Linked DNA regions of Homo sapiens: region 1 is linked to region 2. Evidence: chromatin loops called from intact Hi-C (ENCODE). Cell type or tissue: HCT116. All regions are shown on one strand. Links, peaks and the distances in the headings refer to the core of each region. The heading gives the core; the rest is flanking DNA.

Region 1 (11,109 bases), core at 1,518-9,517, 800 kb after region 2:
GATTTGATAATGACTTTGTTAAAGAGATTTGATCACTTACGGCAGCAACTGATATATGCAAATCACTTACTAGGGCAAGCTGAAAACTGGCTATGGGGTATTCTGGGCCCCAGTCAGTAATACTTAAGGCTTCTGGCAAATGTCACTTTACAAAAGGCCAGGGAGTGAGAAATGGATGATGATGATAGTTTGGGGGAGAGGAGGTGGTGGCAAGGATCTTTTTGTCCAGTAGGTAGATTGTGATTTAAAAGTGTTTGACAAATTGTAATGAAATGTCCTCATTGTCTTCAGGATGAGATTGAAATCTGTGGTTTTTAGGCCTTAGATTTTTGTAGTTTTTTAAGTTGTATGAAAGTTGATCTTACCAATTATCTAACAAAAATGTATTCCAAAGCTAAGAACAACTCTACAAGAGGTATATAGAAACAGCTCTGGGCATGGAGGTCATGCAACATTCCTGCCTTTATAGCCTCTTGGAGGTTAGTTCTTAATCTGCATCCAGAGTTGGAAATCTGTTAATACAACATCCTAGAGCACAGGCAGCCAGTGATTCTGAGTGATGAAGGGCCTGATTCCACTTAACTACAGAATTGTCTTGACATTCAAGGGGGAGCTTCCATGAACCATTTCTGGTGCTACAGACTGTGGAATGGAGTATTGATGTTACTTCTCTGGCAAAACTATATTCTATACTTGACTCTCAAATGGATCAACTGTTACATGTGGGTCAGGCTCAGGAAGAAAGGGTTACAGAGCCTTGGCCTGGTGAAAAGTTGGCTAGCACTTGCCAGTCTTTATAAAGCACGGGGAGGTAAAATGCATCTACCCATTCAGCTCAGTAAAGCACTGCTCTTTACTTATAGCAGTCTCCTATTAGAAGCTCTTCCTTCCTATTACCGACATTCAGGAACTCAACTGATCCCAACTGGTAAAAAATCACTCTAGAAATGCACATGAAAGCAAGTCCTGCACCTAAAGGCTAGAAGGCACTTTTGTAGGTCTCTTCACTGGCTTATTTGACCAGATAGGTCAAAAAAAGTTGATCAGGGTATTTGGGCTTTCCTTCCTCTGAAGGAGACACATAGTGACTCTAGGGTGTAGTATCTGAGTCCATAGGACATGGCTATTAACTGATCACTGAGTTCCTCCATGTTTTATGAGATGTGGCTGGCTCTGAGCATCTATTTCTTTTGAATAAAGCAGTCTTGGGAGTGTGTACAGTGATACACAAGCTTGCTTTCACATCTGAATGTACCTGAGTGTGCCTAGTTGAAATTAAAAGCTTTTTCATTGCTGCCTTGTGGCCTCATACATGCAGATGCCAAAAAGGAATTGAATGTTTGAGTTGTGGGAGGAGAAAGTTCTGTGAGGGATACAGGAGAGGAAGCTGGAAAGATCTGGGTGTAGATCCACTTATAATGCAGGTCAGGCCCTGTGAAGGAAAATACTGGATAGGAAGTAGCTTAGACTGAGGTGATACTAAGTGCCTTGGCAAGGCCGATGGCAAATACTAGAGCCCAGATTGCCCATTAGAGGAGTGGTGAGTGTCCTAAATAGGACGGCCTTAGCATCCCAGCTGCACCTGGGCATCAGTTGGAAACGACCACACATGGGATGTATGGCATTCTAATGGCTCCACAGGTGGCCACTGTGCTGCACAGGTACACTTATCTGTACAAGTTGACAGAAGTAACTGTCCCACAGGCTCCTGTTCTTGAGGGGAAACTGAGGAAAGATGGTGGGATGCAATGTGGCTCCTGTGGCTGGAGTTGATCTTGGGTCAGAATTGAAACTCATTCTCTGCCACCTCCTGGTAATTATGCAACAATGCAATTGTTGACATACTCATCACTTTGATCTCTACAAACTGATTCGAGCCTCACTCTTATAATCTGGATGATTCTTCTTGTACCCACGTGTGGGTTTCCAGGCTAGGTCTGCTTGGATTGTATTTCAGTATAAGGCAGAGACTTGGTTAGAAATGAACTGAACATAAGACTGCCTCTATCAGAGGCAGGTACCTAAACATGGAGTTTTAAACGAAGTATAAGGGCCTTTCTGGGTTCTGGGGTCTTGAGTCAGGGTTGGGGGAAAACTAACGAGTTGTTGGTCCTGTGAGAACCCCATACTGAGGCAGGATTGTACATGTAGGAACTTACTGGAAGGCAGCTATGCTTACCAGTGTACCACCTAAGCTGCAAGAACTTATTTCATGTTCTGTCAGCCAACCCACTACCTGGAGTTGCCCCAAAAGCAACAGCTGGGGAGTTCACTCATGGGACTTGCCCACCATCCCAAGATGGGGCCAGCTGGGAATCCAAATGCACTAAATGCCAGGGGGATAAATCTAAAACACCTACCAGGAAGCTTGCTTACAAAATGCAGGGATCCTTGTGGATAGTGAAAGGGTATCTTGGGTATGTCCCCAATGAGTGGGACAGGTTAGTGTTTTGAGTCTTCAGAATTTGACTAGGCATGGGGCTAGCCTTTACGTGTTAATCAACATGCTTGATGCAACAGCCTAAACAAGTTCGTCAGTGCCTGAGAATATTCAAGGACCCTGGCTTTGGTTCAAGCTTGGGAATACATGCAGCTGGCCAAGGTATTCTGTATCTGTTAGTCTGTCTGTTCTTTCTGTTGCAATAGATGCCTGTGAGAAAACAGGAGCTGCAGGAGAGCCTTCATCCCACAAAAAGAGGTTCTCTATAGAAGCCTCATGTGGCAGTGAAGTTACAGAAGAGTTCTGGGTAGACTGGTAAATCTGAATCCAGGTTGATACAGAAGGGTGAAAAAAGCATTATAAACTCACACTGATCCTACACTAGGTTTATGTCCTACAGCAGACACTTTTCCGATGCTGTCTCAACATTTGTTTCCCTATTGTCAGCCAAATGACTGCTGACTTTGTTTTGGAGATTATTTCATATACTGTTTATATCCTTGGTCATTCTCAGCCATAGGTCTGGATGACTTGAGCATATTAGGGCATCCCATTTCCCTGCCTACATTCCCATGACTACCATAGATTGTGAAGGGATGGGCATACTATCAAGATGGGCATGCCACTAAAACCCAAGGTGATACTGCTGGAATTGATTGATAATGTTTCAAGAAGAGCTTTGAAATAAATACCTGAAGTGTAGAGCAAGTCCATCATGATGGGAGAGTCTGGAACTTGCCATCCAGAGGGTTGTAGTGGGGCTCTGTAGACTCCGAGCATGAATATGATATGAAGGATACAGAAGATGTAAGGAAATCTGGTTCTTGGTGAAAATGAGCCTATTGAAGTAGTCTCAGCTGGAGCCAGCACTATATTTATATTCTTGAGTCAATTAATTTCCTTTTTAAGCCAGTGCAGTTGGGTGTTGGTCATCTGTTATCCAAAGAATCCTAACAGTTACAGCCCAAAGAAACACCAAGAATGTGTGTATTAGAGTAAATTGGTTTATCGCTTGCAAGACTAATACTGACCTTTAGCTAATAAACAGGGGGCATTAGGTAGAACTAAGTAACACTAATGCTTTCCAGACTAAACTTGAAAATGCAGTGGGAGGAGGTAGAATATCTCCCAAAGGGAGTTGGAAACGGTATGCCTTGACCAACATAACACCTACATTATCACATCCATATGCTTATACAGTTGTGTATTAAAGATATGGATATGTTCTGAGATATCAAACAATTTTATCATTATGTGCATGCCATAGAATATAGTTACACAAATCGAGATGGTACAGCTTACTACATACCTAAGTTACATGCCAAAGTCTATTGCTCCCAGGATACAAACCTGTACAGCATGTTACTGTACTGTATACTGTAAGCTATTGTGATCTGTGTATCTAAACATAGAAAATATACAATAAAAATAAGGTATTACAGGCCAGGCGCAGTGGCTCATGCTTGTAATCCTAGCACTTTGGGAGGCTGAGGTGGGTGGATTACTTTTTGAAATGAGCCTGACCAACATGGCAAAACCCCATCTCTACTTAAAAAATCAGCTAGGCGTAGTGGTGTGCACCTGCATTCCCAGCTATTTGGGAGGCTGAGGGATGAGAATTGCTTAAACCTGGGAGGTGGAGGTTGCAGTGAGCTGAGATCGTGCCACTGCACTCCAGCCTGGGTGACAGAGCAAGACTGTCTCAAAAAAGGTATTACAATCTTAAGATAACACCATTCTGTGTTTGTGGTCCATTGTTGGCCAAGACGTCGTGTGGCACATGACTAACTGCTTATAACAAAGTTTACCAGCATAGATGCCATTTTTATAGACAAGGTATTGCTTTAAGATGTCACGTATGACACCAGTTAAGAAAAGCTGTAGGCCGGGCGTGGTGGCTCACGCCTATAATCCCAGCACTTTGGGATGCCGAGGCAGGCGGATCACGAGGTCAGGAGATGGAGACGATGGTGAAACCCCGTCTCTAAAAATACGAAAAATTAGCTGGGCGCGGTGGCGGGCGCCTGTAGTCCCAGATACTTGGGAGGCTGAGGCAGGAGAATGGGGTGAACCCCGGAGGCGGAGCTTGCAGTGAGCCGAGATTGCGCCACTGCACTCCAGCCTGGGCGCGACAGAGTGAGACGCTGTCTCAAAAAAAAAAAAAAAAAAAAAAAGCTGTAGCCATTGCCTGTGCACTTCCATCCAGGATTTAAAGAAGGAATAAGCTTTTTTAAACAAGAGAAACTCTAGGTTGCAGCAATACCTCATACATGGTGAGGTCCCACAAAATGAGGGAGCTCAAAGAAGTGGCTTAGAATGCTGGCTTATATATGGCACCCTGAACAAAGAGCAATATGATTTTAGAAAAGTGACAAGACAAAAGAAGACCTTGAGTCACTATGGGTGGCAAATGAAGGAGGGTAAATATAAAGGCTATGTTATGTAGATGGCTATGGTGCCATCTACAGGCTGATAAAGGTCTAAAGCAAACTTTGGTTAGCCTTTGTCCTTCCTGGTGCCAATGACTGAGTTTGAGGACCAGTGACCAGAAAACCCACGTGTTTTTATTTTTACCTAATGCTTTTTAACTCTAAAGTTCAGGGGGTAATGTGCAGGTTTGTTATATAGGTTAATTCATGTAACAGTGGCTTGTTGTACAGATTTAGTCACCCGGGTACTGAGCCCAGTACCCATTAGTTTTCCTGATTTTCTCCCTCTTCCCACTCTCCACATTCCAATAGGTCCCCAGTGTGTTTCCATCTGAATCCATGTATAGCTCCCACTTATAAGTGAGAATATGCAGTATTTGGTTCTCTGTCACTGTGTTAATTTGCTCAGGAAAATGGCCCCCAGCTCCATCCATGTTTCTGCAAAGGACATGATCTCATTCTTTTTATGGCTGCATAGTATTCCATGGCATATATGTACCACATTTTCTTAAGTCTGCCATTGGGCATTTAGGTTGATTCCATGTCTTCACTATCGTGAATAGTGCTGCAATAAATATGTACATGTATCTTTATGATTTATAATCACTTGGGTATATACCCAGTAATGGGATTACTGGGTTGAATGGTAGCTCTGATGAATCACCAGTTTTCTGCAGTTGAACTAATCTACACTCCAACAGTGTGTAAATGTTCCTTTTTCTCTGTAACCTTGCCAGAACCTGTTAATTTTTAACTTAATAGCCAATGGCACCTCATTGTTTTGAAGTTTTTATTTGCATTTCTTTAATGATCAGTGATACTGAACTTTTTTTTCGTATGCTTCTTGGCCACATATGTTTTCTGGAAAGTGTCCATATCCTTTGCCCACTTTCTGATGGGGTGGTTTCTTTCCTTGTCAATTTTAAATTCTGTATAAATGCTGGATATTAGACCTTTGTCAAATGCATAGTGAGCAAATATTGTCTCCCATTCTGTAGGTTGTCTACTCCAATAGTTCTTCTAGCTGTACAGAAGTTCTTTAGTTTAATTAGATCTCACTTGTCAATTTTTGCTTTAGGTGCAATTGCCTTTGGAGTCTTTGTCATAATCTTTGCTGTACCTATGTCCAGGATGGTGTTGTCTAGGTTGTCCTCCTGGTTTTATAGTTTTGGGTTTTACATTTAAGTCTTTTAATCCATCTTGTTTTTTGTATATGGTGTAAGGGGGTCCAGTTTCAAGCTTCTGCATATGGCTTGCCAGTTACCCCAGCAACATTTGAATTACAGAGTCCTTTCCCCATTGCTTGTTTTGGTCAGCTTTGTCGGATCAGACAGTTGTAGGTGTCTAGCCTTATTTTTGGGCTCTATTCTGTTCTGCTGGTCTGTTTTTGTACCAGTACCATACTGTGTTGGTTACTCTAGCCCTGTAGCATGGTTTGAAGTGAGGTAACATGATGCCTTCACCTTCCTTTTTGCTTAGGATTGTCTTTGCTATTCGGGCTCTTCTTGATTCCATATGAATTTTAAAATAGATTTTCTTCTAGTTCTGTGAAAAATGTCAATGGTTGTTTAATGGGAATAGCACTGAATCTATAAATTGCTTTGGGAAGCATGGCCATTTCAATGATATTGATTCTGCCTCTCTACGAGCATGGAATGTTTTTCCATTTATCTCCGATTTGTTTTGAATAGTGTTTTGTAGTTCTCCTTTTTGTGTTCCTAGATATTTTATTCTTGCAATTGTAAATGGGATTGCATTCCTGACTGGCTCTTGGTTTGACTGTTGGTGTACAGGAATGCTAATGACACTCTTTTTTTTTTTTTTTTTTTTTTGAGTCTTGAGACTTCACTGAAGTTTATCAGTTGAAGGAGCTTTTAGGCTGAGACTGAGGTTTTCTAGGTATAGGGTCATGTCATCTGCAAACAGGGATAGTTTGACGACTTCTTTTTATTTGGATGGTCTTTCTTTCTCTTGCCTGAATGCTCTGCCCAGGACTCTCAATGCTATGTTGAATAGGAGTGGTGAGAAAGGGCATCCTTGTCCTGTGCTGGGAAAACACGGGTTTTCCTGAGGCCCCAGAAATGTGCTTACCCAGGAAAAATGTGTGTGAAGGGCATTCCTGAAATAACACAGCGTGCTAAATTAGTCATGTTCAGAGTCTACTGCAGTCAGTTGCAGTAGAGGGAGGGGAAAGACACTTTGGCAAGTGTACTCTGCTTGTCTCCAAATGGGGGTCAGAGAGTTTTGCCTATATCTGCTTAATTGCCTTCAGTGGAAAATAATTCTTATGCTAAAGTGGCATGTTCTGGGGTGGCATATTGACCATCTGCAGTGTGTTCAAACTAGGTTGTTTTTCTTACCCATTACCATAGTCTCACTTTGTTATTCCTGTAAGTATATTTAGGGAACAATGTTACCCTCCAAGTCTGGGGATGGAAAAGTGCAGACTGGTAAAAGAAATGCTCTTGTTTAAGTGTTGTGCACCCAGGTCTGACGTGCATAGATCTACTGGTGAGCCTAACCCTTTACAGAGAAGCCTGCCATGGACCCCACATTGCCTGATGTCAGAGGCTTGCCACAGAAAGGTTTCAACAGAGGTAGACTGGAACACAAATTCACAGCTGTGGGTGAAATGGCTCTTGCAGCACTTCTTGCCCATGAAGCCAACATAGCCTTCTGAGTGGAAGTTACCATCTTAATCCTTCTCATCTTAGTCCTCTTCCGAAGCCTTGTCCTCTTGGTCATTGCCAATCAAATGACTGAAATTTCACCTGTGAGATTTCAGGAATCTTCTTCACACCTCTACTATGTTTCACACATGCCTTTGTTCAGGGTAAGCATGTTTCTAGAGCTCCAAACTTGTTTTCTGGCCATTGGTACTCAAATGTTAGCACTAGTTCTGTGAAATGTCACAATACATTTTATTAATCTACCTCATTAATCAGACACAAAATGGTTAGCAAGGGAAGAATTGCTATTTTAGAACTAGGTTTTGGGCAAGCTTTGACCTGTTCGTGAGTTTCAGGATGATAAACTACTTTTAACAGAGTTCCTGAAATTGACATCTACCATTGAAGAAACACTTGGTTTCATTTTACTAAGCTACTCCCTAATGGAAATGTGAGAATCACATTTTCCTTGCTGAATTCCCAACTAAATACCATTCTAACTTGACTCTGTTTGCAGGAACATGCAGGGGAAGGCAAAGCAAGAGTTGGTGGCAGAGTTACCTGAGTCCTAGTCAGTTCAGACCCAGTGAACCTCCAATCAAAACAAATGTGAATTCTGGTCCTGCTGGTCAGTCTGTGTTCACTCCTCTGGCCACTTAAGTTTTGGATGGTTGGTGATAAGCTACCTGTTGAGGCATTGATTAGAGCCAAAAGTAGGTAGATAGCTATGCTCAGGAAAGCCAAAAGTAGAAAGATATTGTTTAGAGCAGAAAATGAAAAGACCAGAGCAGAAGAATGCAAAGTAATTGGCCCAGAGCAAATGGCAGGAGGTAACCTGGCAAACTGTAAAATTAGGATTGGAAAGATGAGGACAAACTTTGGAAGAGAAGATCCATATATACTAGATAACAATATCAAATGGAATAAAGTTAATATCCATAGTGTTAAGATAATAGAGAAATGGACCAAATCATCTGACATAAGATAGTCAACCTCCTCCTCATGAAGTAGCCTTAGAAGTGTCTTCAGGGGATATGCATGCTTGTCTTCACATCTGAATTCTAGTACTTCAGTTTTAGTTGAAACTAAACTTTTCTGCTGCTGACTTGTGCCCTCTTACATACAGATGCCAAGATGGAATTAGGTGTACAAGAGTAATGGGAGTGGGAAGAAAGTCTTGTGAGGGAAATAGAGGAGGGAGTTAGAGGAATTTGGAAGAAGATTAGACCACAAAGCAGGATTGACCTTGTGAAGGAAAGAAGTGTTATGTAGGAAGTGGCTTAGACTGAGGTGCCATAGTGTTTTGGCAAGGTTTGATGGGTGATTTGGGCTCTGGTACTTGCCATCTAGAGTTCCAAGTGCCTTAAATGGGCCTGCCTTAGCATCCCAACACAAGCGTCAGTTGGAAAGAGCCAAGGGAAGTGTGTTCTAATGACCAGCACAGTTGACTCCTGTGCTTCAGATCTTCTCTATGGAGGTTCACAGAGCAGTGACTCCTGGTTTACAGGAGGAAACTTGGAGGATGCTAGTGGGATGAGATACAGCTCCTGCTACCCCAACAACTGATACTAATCCTCTTCCTCCTGCACTAGCCACTCTAAATTCCATTTGCCCTGAGCCGCCATCTCAGGTGGTTAGTGCTTACCTACTGGTATGAAACAAATGTTAATATTAATGGGTCTGAATCCCTAGTGATCATATGCTTTTCAGTTTTGAATGTGAGCTACAATGGGTCAAAGAAGTATGATGACACAAGTCAAACCTGAATTCAACTTATATTAACTTCTCCCTGTGTGTAGAACAGCCCAAAGCTCTTCCTGCTGACTGTTTTCTTTTCCCTGCAACATGTTTGATGCACAAGGCGATGTGATATCTCATTTGGAGTGATGGAAAATGGCACCACTTGGGCTCCTTCCTCATTTTTAGCACCTATGTAGTCTTTCTACTTGGGATAGAGTGTAGAGTATCACATAGATGTTTCTATAATGTGCATCATGGAGGGCACCAAATTTTCAGTAGTTTAACTGAGTGCTTCTATGCTGTGTGAAGCTGTCTGAACATTGAAGCTACTTGCTTCTGAAAGATGCAGTGACACCAGTTTATCCCATGATTGAGGTCCACTGTACCTTATATGTGACCTCAGTCCATTGGTGAGATGTCCTTCTGGGTATAATTCCATGCCTGTAGAGGGGACATTGCAAATAGTGGTGGTAGTGAAGGGTCTCCAACCAAGAAAGACAAACCCATGGCAAGATAGCTATCTATTCCTGTGAGTCTATATTGTAGGCTTTTCTAGAAGGGAAGGGGTTCAATGTAGTTAACCTGCTACCAAGTAGTATGTTGGTGTCAGAATGCCATATTTAGATCCAATGTTTTATCTCCAGCAGGCTGGACATTCAGAGGCAGCAGTAGCTAGATTGTCCCTAGAAACTGGCATTCCATGCTGTTGGGTACCTGTGTAGTCTTCATCTTTGTCACTAGGGCCACTTATTCTCCCATTAGCTGATCCAAGTGGGCTACTGAAAACTGGCACAGCCATTGGGTCTTGTTCACCCAGTCTTCTGTGGTTGATGCTTTGTAGTGGGGCTTAACATAGAACATAAAATCTACCTGTTTTCTACAGGCACGTGCCTTTTCATAGACTTGTTGTCTCAAAATTCCTAATCCCCTTCCGTCTAGTCTACTGACCACGTAGCCAGGACATTGGCCTCTGCAGAGATGAGGATATATTCTCATCTTGGACTGTGTGTCAATCACCTTAACATAGAGATTCATGGTATAATAGGTTACATTTTCAAGTCTCCAAAGATGTAGCCTAGAGGCATATTTTCCTTGGTGCTATAACCATAGAGCATAGTCAGGATGCTTTAGAATTGGAAATAGTGTCCTCAGCATTTGGAACAGAAGTTTGTTTCCTTACCCCAAAATGGTATTAGGTTTACTGACAGAGGCTTATAAACTCCTGAACAAAAATTTGTGATTTAGGAATTTACTTGTCTTTGGCTCTTTTGATAGAGATGAGGATCTTTCACTTGATTAAAAATAAAGTCTTTAAAGTACAATAGGATTCTCATTTAGTAGCCAAACTTGAAAGCAGACTGGCCCTGGGGTATTCATAGTACTAGTCAGTAATGCCTAGGCCTGATGACAAAACCATGAGCCAAAACTTAAAATGAAGGAATACATGTCAGTTTTTGGCTGAGGTTAGTGGCAGAAATGGATCTCTTGCTCACGAGGTGTTTTCTGACTTCAAGCCCTTTCTTTTGGACAAAGTGAAACTTGCTCTCCTTACTTTTAGGATGGAGTTGAAATCCGTAGTGTCTTTAGACCTGTGATGCTATTGGTTTTTGTAAGACTCCCTGTACTGAGCGAGTGTGAAGGCCTAGTTTGCGTTTCCTAAGAAGGCAGAGTTCCCAGGTTAAAAGGAGCTCTATAAGAAGTGTGTGTACGCATATTCTCACTCATAGGTGGGAATTGAACAATGAGATCACATGGACACAGGAAGGGGAATATCACACTCTGGGGACTGTGGTGGGGTCGGGGGTGGGGGGAGGGATGGCATTGGGAGATA
Region 2 (11,109 bases), core at 1,045-9,044:
GGCTGTACCCTTACTTTATACATCCATACATACAATTGGCCCTCTGTATCTGTGGGTTCTGCATCTATGGATTCAACCAACCACAAATTGAAAATATTTGGGAAAAAAATAATAAATAATAATACAACAATAAAAATAATACAAATTTTAAAATAATATAGTATAACAACTATTTACAAGCATTTACCTTGTATTAGGTATTGTGACTTTTTTTTTTTTTTTTTTGAAACAGGGTCTAGCTCTGTTGCCCAGGCTGGAGTGCAGTGGCATGATCATAGCTCACTGCAACCTTGAACTCTTGGGCTCAAATAATCCTCCCACCTCAGCCTTCCAAAGAGACTACAGGCTCATGCTACTATGCCTGGCTAATTTATTATTATTATTAGTTTTTGTAGAGATAGGGTCTCACTATGTCTCCAACTCCTGGCCTCAAGTGATCCTTCTGCCTCCTCCTCCCAAAGTGCTTGGGATTACAGGTGTGAGCCACCATGCTCAGCCTAGAGATGATTTAAAGTATATGGAAGGATGTCATCAATGATAGACTGGATAAAAAAATGTGGCACATATACACCATAGAATACTACGTAGCCATAAAAAAGGATGAGTTCATGTCCTTTGCAGGGACATGGATGAAGCTGGAAACCATCATTCTCAGCAAACTAACACAAGAACAGAAAACCAAACACTGCATGTTCTCACTCATAAGTGGGAGTTGAACAACGAGAACACATGGACACGGGTTGGGGGGAGGGCATCACACACCAGGGCCTGTCAGGTAGTGGGGGGCTGGGGGAGGGATAGCATTAGGAGAAATACCTAATATAGATGATGGGTTGATGGGTGCAGCAAACCACCATAGCACGTGCATACCTATGTAACAAACCTGCACGTTCTGCACATGTAGCCCAGGACTTAAAGTATGATAAAAAACAAAAAGTATAAAAATAAAGTATATGGAAGGATGTGTGTGTGTCATATGCAAATACTATACCATTTTATATAAGGGACTTGAGCATCCATGGATTTTGGTGTCTGTGGATGAGGGGGCCTGGAACCAATCCCTCACAGATACTGCAGGATGTATCTTAGCCTGGCACATAGTGGGCTCTCAATAATGTTATCTGTGTTTAGTATCAATCATCTTAATCAATTATCAATCCCTTAAAGGAAAGGGAAGGGTATGAAGGATATAGTATCCCAAAACAGAGTGGCTACAGATACTAGTAACCTCTCCTCCCCAGTCCCATCCTACCTCATTCCTGATTCCCTGCAGCAACTACTCAACTCTCAACTATTTCTTTTTATATTTATCATCATATTTTTAATAACATGTTTTATGGATCTTCTTCATTTTTTTTGTCCATATGTAGTATTATCTATTGACTTTCTATTATGGAAGATGAACGTTTAACTCTCTTACAGTACTCCCTCCATACTTCCTTTCCCCCATTTATGATCCCATGTATGTAAAAATAATGTACTCTATTTTATATATTTGGTCCTCTCCATAATAACCAAAAATATGGACCAAGGCATAAAAGGTGAATACTAAAAAACGGAACCTTGTTTCACATTATTAATGTCAAATAAGCCTGAACTCTTCTTAAATGAAGCAAAGAAAAAATTTATAATGAAAAAGATTATAATTTGCAATGATAATGGAGTTATCACATAACTTTATGCAACAAGGAAGAAGAAATAAAAGGAGAAGGTTTTAATCACCTTTGTTGGTCCATGTCTGATCAAGCAGAGGAAAACTAAAAAGGACATAAAATATCTAAACAATTTAATAAATAAATCCAAATGTGATTCCAGATAGACTCATATGACCAAATAACACATGCAAATATTGACCTTATATCAGGTTATAGAGAAAACTGTTTTCCAAAGCAGCTGCACCATTTTACACTCTAATCAGCAGGGCCAATTTCTCTACATCTTCACCAATACTTGTTATTATGTCTTTTTGATCATAGCTGCCTTAGTGGGTATGAAGTGGTATCTTATTGTGATTTTGACTTGCACTTATTTAATAGTTAAAGATATTGAGCATCTTTTCATGCACTTTTGGTCATTTGTATCTCTCTTTTTTTTTTTTTTTGAGATGGAGTCTCGCTCTGTTGCCCAGGCTCGAGTGCAGTGGCGTGATCTCGGCTCACTGCAAGCTCCACCTCCCAGGTTCATGCCATTCTCCTGCCTCAGCCCCTCCCGAGTAGCTGGGACTACAGGCGCCCGCCACCATGCCTGGCCTGGCTAATTTTTTTGTATTTTTAGTAGAGTCAGGGTTTCACCATGTTAGCCAGGATGGTCTCGATCTCCTGACCTCGTGATCTGCCAGCCTCGGCCTCCCAAAGTGCTGAGATTACAGGAGTGAGCCACCATGCCTGGCCGGTCGTTTGTATATCTTCTTATCGGAAATGTCTATATAAATCCTTTGCTCATTTTAAAAATTGAATTGTCTTTTTATTGTTGAATTATTATTGAATTCTAAGACTTGTATTGTAGATGCAAGCCCCTATCAGATACATGTTTTACAACAATTTTCTCCCATTATCAGGGTTGTTTTTGTATTCTCTTTATGTTGTCATTTGAAACACAGTTTTAAATTTTGATGATGTCCAATTTATTTTTTTCTTTTATTACTTGTGCTTTTGTAATCGTATTCGAGAAACCATTGTCTGATTCCAGGTCATGAAGATTTATGCCAGTGTTTTCTTCTGTAAGTTTATAGCTTTAGCTCTTACATTCAGGTTTTTTTTGATATTTTAACTTTTTGTCTATGGTATGAGCTAAGGGTCCAGCTTTTTCTTTGATCTGTGGATATCCAGCTGGCCTAACATCATTTGTTGAAAACATTATTCTTTTCCCCATTTAATTTTCTTGGTTCCCTTGTTGAAAATCAGTTGACCATAAGTATGAGGGTTTATTTCTGAACTCACAATTCTATTATATTCTATTTATGTCTGTTCTTCTGCCAGTACCATGCTGTCTTGATTACTGTGGCTTTGTAGTAAGTTTTGAATTTGAAAGTATGTCTTCCAACTTCTTTCTTCTTTTTCAAGATTGTTTGGATATTCTGGGTCCCTTGAGTTTCCATATGAATTTTAAAATCGCTTTTCAGTTGCTGCAAAGAAGCCAAGTGAGATTTTAATAGGGATTACATTTAATCTGTAGATCAAATTGGGGAATATTGCCATCTTAACAATATAAAGCCTTCCAATCAATGAACGTGGGATGTCCTTCATTTATTTAGGTCTTTTAAATTTTCTTTCAACAATGTTTCATGGTTTTCAGTGTATATGTGTCATGGTACATTTTTGCTGCCATAACAAAATACCTTAGACCAAGTAATTTGTAAACAGCATAAATTTGTTGCTCATAGTTATGGAGTCTGGGAAGTCCAGGATCAGAGCACCAGCAGATTCAGTATCTGGTGAGGGCTTGCCTTCTGCTTCCAAAATGGCACCTTGTTGCTTGACTTTACATGGTGGAAGGCGGAAGGACAAAGGAATAGAGCCCTTCCTTCAACCTGTTTCATGACAGCACTAATCCCATTCATGAGGTTGGAGTGTTCATGACTTAATCACTTCCCAAAAGACACACCTCTTAATACTATCATACTGACTATTAGATCCTAACATGAATTTTGGAGGGACACATACATTCAAACCATAGCAATATGTTTTGCATTTCTTTTGTTCAATTTATTTCTAAGTATGTTCTTCTTTTTGAAGCTATTATAAATGGAATTTTTTTAAAATTTCATTTTCAGATTGTTCATTGCCAGTGTATACATATCCCCCCCTCCGAATCCAGCATCCACAATATTTTTAATAATGACAGGATCCGGTTAGTTTTTGTAGTACAGCTGGCCTCTTGGCCTCTGGTGTAGGGTTTGGAGTAGCTGTGCAGGTACCTGGGGCCTTACTGAAATGCTTGTATATTTCTTGGTCCTTGTGAGGATGAAAGAGCAGGACAATGCATAGACTTTGGGGGCGTCCAGGTCAGGACCTTGCCCTCCAATTATGATCCCCACAACCATTCATTTTGTGTTCTTGGCCAGGAAACTTCATTTTCTTGATCATCTGGCCTGTTGCTGCCACTCATGAATATCCTCTACAGCACAACTTGGTTGAAGGTGGAGTTGGTTCCTCTGGCCAGAAACATGTACCGCTTGACCAACAGCTTTAGATCAATTTCCTGGCTCTTGAGTTTCTGGCACTGGGTTCCTTGTGGCAGGTGTGGACTCCCATGATGGTGCCTCCTACTCAGCCATGTCCAAAAAAGTGAGCACTCTCAGACTCTTTAAATACTTTATTTGGAATTTTTGGACATTTACCCAATTTTTACCTAATTTTTTCCATATAGAATTACACATATTCAGAAGTGAGCTAAGAGTCTTTTTCTTATTGGATCATTTAGGTTACCTTAGGTCTGAAATTCTCAGATATGTATTGCTCTCATCTACTAGATCCTTGAAATTTGCCAAAATTTAAATTATTTTTGGCAAAATTGAGCAAATATGAACACTTCCAATGTCAGTGAGGAAGTGTTAAAGTGAGTACTTCCATATACTATTGGTGGGACTGTGAAATGGTGCGGGCACTCTGAAAATAAGTTTGCCAATACCAAAATCCTCAGTTAAGATTGTAATTTTAGACCCCGTACTTTTCCTTCTATAAATCTATCATTAAAATACTGAGATCCAGACCAAGATTTATATATAAGACCTCCTCAGTATTATTTTATAGTACAAACGTGTTGAAATCAATTTCAATGTGCCATAAAAATATTTATCTATGCATTAAAAAAGGCTGAAAGGAAATATATCAAATTGTAATAATGTTATCTCTGAAGAATGGGATGAGGTAAAGTCAGTATAATCAGTAATAAAAAATGGGGGCAAGAGCACAGATTGTACTAGTTACAGACTTGAGTTTGAGTTCTCTCTCTGCCAGATGTAGCTGAATGACTTTGGGCAAGTTACTTAACCTCTCTAAGCCTCAATTTCCTTAAATATAAGATGGTGGTAATAATAGTTGTTGCCTTATAGGGTTACTGAAAGAATTGAGTGAGATATACACAAAGTGCTTAGCACAGCAGTTGATCCACAGTGAGTGCTAAGTGTTAGCTCTCGTTGTCATTGGTCACCTGGCCTTGTCATATACAACTGCACAATCCCCTGGAAATGTTTCCACTGAATGAGACACCTATGGATTTGGACAGACTGGCTTTTTCTGCCATGTACTTCAATGGCCTTAGTTGTTGAGGACTCGATATGTGCATGTGATGTGAGTGTAATTGACCAGAGAGGTAGTGTGGCACAGGGGAAAGAACAAGGAGACTTTGGTCCCAATCTAGGTCTTGGTTCCCTCATCAGTGAAGTGAAGGGAGCTGGACTAGAGAATTTCTAAGATCTCTTCTGGCTCTAAAATGTTCATTTCTCACCAGGCACGGTGGCTCACACCTGTAATCCCAGCACTTTGGGAGGCCGAGGCAGGTGGATCACCTGAGGTCAGGAGTTCAAGACCAGCCTGGCCAACATGGTGAAACCCCGCCTGTACTAAAAATACAAAAAATTAGCCAAGTGTGGTGGTTGGCGCCTGTAATCTCAGCTACTCGGGAGGCTGAGGCAGGAGAATCGCTTGAACCTGGGAGGTGGAGGTTGCAGTGAGCCAAGATCACGCCACTGCACTCCAGCCTGGGCAACAAGAGGGAAACTCCATCTCAAAAATAATAATAATAATAATAATAATGCCACAGCAATTGTGAATTTAGACTTTTGTCTCCTAAACACAAGGTGGCAGCAAAAGACTAGGCTCTTGGCTGCCATTTGCCAAAACCAGTAGGATAAGATGGTATTATTTAATTTACACTATGTTATAAAGTAAAAGATCTAGGTGGCTTAAGATCACTACCTGCTCTTAGTGGTTTCTATGAGGCCCAGGTTTAATGTCCCTAGAATTATGCTTTTATCGCTATAATCGGAATTCCCCTACTCTCAATATATCCACTGAAGTCACCACTCAACAACACCTCTGCCTACAATTTCTCCAAGGCTTTTTCTATCACTTCTACTGCTTCTTGGAAAAATACCCTTCAAGTTTTCACCTGTGATGAGCAGGGGTCTTGCTGGCAGAATGGCAGCTATGTGCTTTACAAGATAAAAACAACTTCTGTCTTCCAGGATCGGGGAGGATTTGCAGTATGGGGGCTTGGTAGTGCTCTCTCAGGGAAAAAATTTCAAATAAAACACCCATGTGTTGCCAGTCTATTCAAATATGTTCCAATTATAAACAATAGTAGGAAATCTCGATGATCTGTGGGTTGGGTTTCTGTGTTCCTTGGTTGGAGCTGATCACTCCTGGCCAGGTGGGGCTGGAAAAGGATGGTGAGAAAGTGGGAGACAGACCATGAAGTGAGATGGGAAACCCCATTGCAGAAACGGAGTGAGGGGCCTGTCCTCAGAATCTAAAGAAGGTTGTTCTGAAGATCCCTAGGGAAGAGGCCAGGGGCCTAGTTGAGACACAGGTGAGGTGACCCTCAGGAGAATATTTTCAACCTGAGGTCCGAGGGAGTGGGCCTGAGGCCTAAATAGAAAGATCCTCTTTCTTCAGGGACCTTGGGGATTTCCAGGCAGAAGTTGACCTAAGAGAGGCAGTGGGAGTAGAATGGAAGGGCTAAAAAGATAGGGCCAAAGGTCAAGTTAAAGGATTGACATGTAGACTAGAAGGAAATTGACACAAGTACCAGGAAGAAGTTGTTTAATGGTTCTGATAGATGCCACATGACTTAAGCAACTGGAAACTGACCTTGCAACCCCTACAATGGCATTGGGCTCATACCCTGAGATTCCAAAGCAGAGGGGATCTCCAGAGGAGAGGAAGGAGGGCAGGTTATAAACAGAGCCTTTTTTTTTCAGAGAGGATCCTCTTCCTTCTTTTATTTCCTTCCTGCTAAGTGGTAAGAGCAGAAAATCATTAAGGAAAGCAGCAGAAGAAACTGGCAGATCTGGAATGTGGGCCATTTTCTCACCACAATGTGGGCTTCTTCACTTCCGCAGGATTCTACCTGCTTTAGGGGTCACACCCTCTGCAGGGTGCTTGGGGATCGAGGGACAAGGAGGGAAAATGTTTTAACCTTTAAACTGGTGGCCTTTTTGGTGGTTACTATCTAAATTACCTCCAAAATGATTGGGGGTGGGAAGGGGAAAGAAAACCTAACCTGGACCTAAGGGACTTGTGGTAGGGATCGGATACTGCAATGAGCGTGGAATCATACATTTCTCTTTCAACTTGATGAGGTGCTCCCACGGAGGGACAGTTAGCAGAAAATTTGGTAAAGGCCTTATCACAGACCAGAGATATGACCAACTGGGGTGAGCTTTAAGGAGGAACTAGGGTAGAAAATGGTTAATGTTTTGCTGAAATACAGGGAAGAAACAAGGTGGATTGGATCATAACCAACTTCTTTCACAATGTCATAAAAGTACCCAAACTGTGGAGTGCACCCACATCTACATGAGCAAGTCTTGTGAATTGCTTTGATGCTTGCACCGTGCCATCTCAGGCCTGCCATGGTGCTAAGTCACCCTCCACAGATGCAGGGCTTCCAGCTTCCACCTGAGAGCAGGAGCAGTAGGTTAACTTTGTGTCAAAGACTCATCCTTCCTTTCCTTTGACTTCAAAGGTCCCTTGGTGGAACTTTCTACTGTCGGGTCTTTCATGATTCCCTATCAGAGGTTTTACATGTATGCTTTCGACTCTGAAAGGGAGACAATGCCAGCTAAACACAAGGAAAGCTGTTCAGGCTGAGTGTGGGAGAAGGGGAAGCTGGTTGCTGATTCTAATTCTGATGTTTGAGGGGAAAATAATATGTTTTTTTTTTTGAGACAGAGTCTTGCTCTGTTACCCATGCCAGCATGATATTGGCTCACTGCAACCTCTGCCTCCCAGGTTTAAGTGATTCTCATGCCTCAGCCTCCCGCGTAGCTGGGACTACAGGCACCTGCCACCACGCCCAGCTAATTTTTGTATTTTTAGTAGAGATGGGGTTTTACCATGTTGGTCAGGCTGGTCTTGAACTCCTGACCTCAGGTGACCCACCCGTCTCGGCCTTCCAAAGCACTGGGATTACAGGCATGAGCCACCGTGCCTGGCTGGAAAATAATACTTCTATCTCACTGATCACATTTACCGGTAGTATGCTTTAAGCAGGAAACAAGAACTGGGTAATTGCGGCAGAAAAGCCTTTAAAAGAAAATGACTTCATTGGCATTAGCAAACACCTACAGAGATAATATCTCTGACCTTAGCTGGCAGGCACTGAGAAAATTCTGAGGAATAGAGGGGGAGTCTGGAAGACTTGGGACTTTGATTTTTCTTATCCGGGTCAGACATTGATCTTTAAAAAATGACATACGTTTTATAGTCATTAACTTATCACTTAAAATGTTCTGCTGCTACAGTTCCTGGAGTAGGGGTAGAACCCTTCAGTTTATTGAGGACCAAAGACCTACATTAAAAGTAAATCAAAGCCTAAAGGGAAGCAAAAAGCAACTTAATTGACTTCAAAAATTTTTAAGCCGTTCACTGGTTTAAGTAAAAAATATGAAGCATAGTAACAATTTTCAGCCACTCTGGAAAACAGTTTGGAAGTTTCTCAAAAAGTTAAACATGGACTTACCATATGGCCAGGAATTGCACTGCTAGGTAAATACTCAAGAAAAATGAAAACATACATCCAAACAAATGTTCATAGTAGCATTATTCATGATAGCCAAAAAGTGGAGAAACCCACATTTTTGTTAACTGATGGTGAATACATTAAATGTGGTATATCAATATAATGGAATATTATTTAGCCATAAAAAAGAATGATGTACTGATACATGCTGCAATGTGGAGAAACCTTAAAAAACTGAAAGAAGGCAGACACCAAAGGCCACATATTGCATGATTCCACTCATATGAAATGCCCAGAACAGGCAAATCCATAGAAAAATAAAGTACTTCAGTGGCTGCCAGGGGCTGGTTTGGTATAGGGGAGAATGGAGTAGGACTGCGAGTGGATATGAGGTCTCTTTTGGGACGATGAAAATGTTCTGAAATTAGATAGTGGTCCTAGTTCCACAACTCTGTAAATACACTATAAGCCAATGAACTGTTCAATGAAAAAGGGTGAATTTTATAGTATGTGGATTTAATTTTATGATATGCGAATTACATCTCAATAATATATGAAGCGTGAAACTTTATTCAATAAATATATTAAACATTTAAAATATAATTCAATTAAAATTAAAAATGAAGTATAGGGAAGGAGAACAAGACAACGAGGAAAGATGGAAGAGAAAATACTTGGCTCAAGAAAGAAAATGAGCTGGGTGCAGTGGCTGACATCTGTAATCCCAGCACATTGTAAGGCCAAGGAGTTCAAGACCAGCCTGGGAAACATAGTGAGACCCATTTGTTAAAAAAGTTCAGATGTGGTGGCTCACACCTGTAATTCCAACACTTTGGGAGGCCAAGGTGGGTGGATCGCTTGAGGTCAGGAGTTCGAGACCAGTCTGGCCAATGTGGTGAAACCCCGTCTCTACTACAAATACAAAAATTAGCTGGGCATGGTGCTGGAAGCCTGTAATCCCAGCTACTTGGGAGGCTGAGGCAGGAGAATTGCTTGAACCCAAGAGGTAGAAGTTGCAGTGAGCTGAGATCACGCCTCTGCACTCCAGCCTGGGTGACAGAGCAAAACTCTGTCTAAAAAAAAAAAAAAAAAAAAAAATTAGCTGGATGTTGTGGCATGTGCCTGTAGTCCTAACTACTCAGGAGCCTGAGGCAGAAGGATCAGTTGAGTCCAGGAGGTTGAGGCTACAGTGAGCCAAGATGGTGCCACTGCATTCCAGCCTGGATGACATAATGAGAACTTGTCTGAAAAAAAAAAGGAAGGAAGGAAGAAAATGAAAACCAAACAAGAGAAGAGAGGCTGATTCCATGATTTTCAACACAATAGAAATTTCCATTGTTCTCTGAGATTCCCTTGGGCTCTGGTCTTCAGAATGTTATTGTTATTATTATTATTTCCTTTAGAACTTCTAATGAGCACATTGACCATTGCTTCCAGGTTTTCGAATTGTCCTTTGCCCTTAAACTCCTCAGTGGCTTGGGTTTTATTCCAATAGAGCAGAGGATATGAAATATTTCTTGGTTAATGTTTCTGGGTTTGCAGTATCAGTCAGTGACCAGAGTTGGATTTTACGTCTAAAAACCATATAAACTCAAGCCGAGACTTGTCTGGGTGTAGACTTCCCATTGCCAAATTTAATTTTATTATTTAAAGTCATGTTGAGAAGTCATGTAGGTGGTCTTTCTTCTAAGCTAGGACAGACTTATCAGTCTCACTTGCCTGGTACTACTTTATGAGGTAAATAATTAATTTGAGATATTAGGCATAAGCTGGTCTTGATCTGTTCTCAAACTCCAGGTGGGTAGAAAGCTCAACTGTTGACACAGGGCCTGGCATGGGAAATGATTACATGGGAAGCCATGTCTGATAACCAGAAATGATACTTCATAATAACACAAAGATAATGAGAGAGATTGGGAGTCAGGTTAGTGTGTGAAACTAGCAGTAGACCGAGAGGGAAAGTGGGTTGTGATCCTTCTTTGAAGTCACCACAGAGTCTTTCTGCTCCTTCACCCACTATGGTTAGTGAATGACCAAGGATACTGACTTTACCTCCTACTATTACTCAAATGTATATCTCTTCTCCGTCATTTCTCCTGTTCAGTTCCTCTTTCTCTCTAGCCTGGTCAATTGCAATATCTTTGTAACATGTTTTCTAGACTGTAATATTGCTCCTATTATCCATCCTTCCAACTAGGAAAGTAATATTCCTGAAGTCCAAATCATGCCATGTCCCTACCTTATTAGTTCTCTGTGTTGAGATCAGATGAAGCTATAGGCAGAGATGCTCTTATGACATGAAGGACTGGGGTTCCCTTGTAAGACCATCAGAATTTGCCCTATCTAAGCCCCTACTCAGGAGCCTAGAGGAATCCCTGAACTGAATGGTCTGAGTCAGCTGATACTCTCAGATAACAGCACTTT

Evidence for each region. Peaks named below come from ENCODE experiments on the same cell type or tissue, not always from the same donor. Only the 100,000 strongest peaks of a DNase experiment are listed, where the experiment ranks them.
Region 1: a loop joins it to region 2, with 8 times the contacts of the local background. A loop is called at or near these places in 4 of 110 quality-filtered maps.

Annotation. Positions count from the first base shown.
Region 1 is chr4:77,304,150-77,315,258 of GRCh38, forward strand. It overlaps the pseudogene LOC100421141. Among named protein-coding and RNA genes, the nearest start is that of CCNG2, 150 kb to the left of the region's middle. In HCT116, for the core only: a CTCF peak has its summit at 4,902 (motif pointing left); a DNase peak (open chromatin) is centred at 4,922; H3K27me3 peaks cover 2,319 bases.
Region 2 is chr4:76,505,454-76,516,562 of GRCh38, forward strand. All of the region lies in intron 1 of SHROOM3 (shroom family member 3), which reads left to right. Among named protein-coding and RNA genes, the nearest start is that of MIR4450, 63 kb to the right of the region's middle. In HCT116, for the core only: a CTCF peak has its summit at 5,830 (motif pointing right); a DNase peak (open chromatin) is centred at 5,828.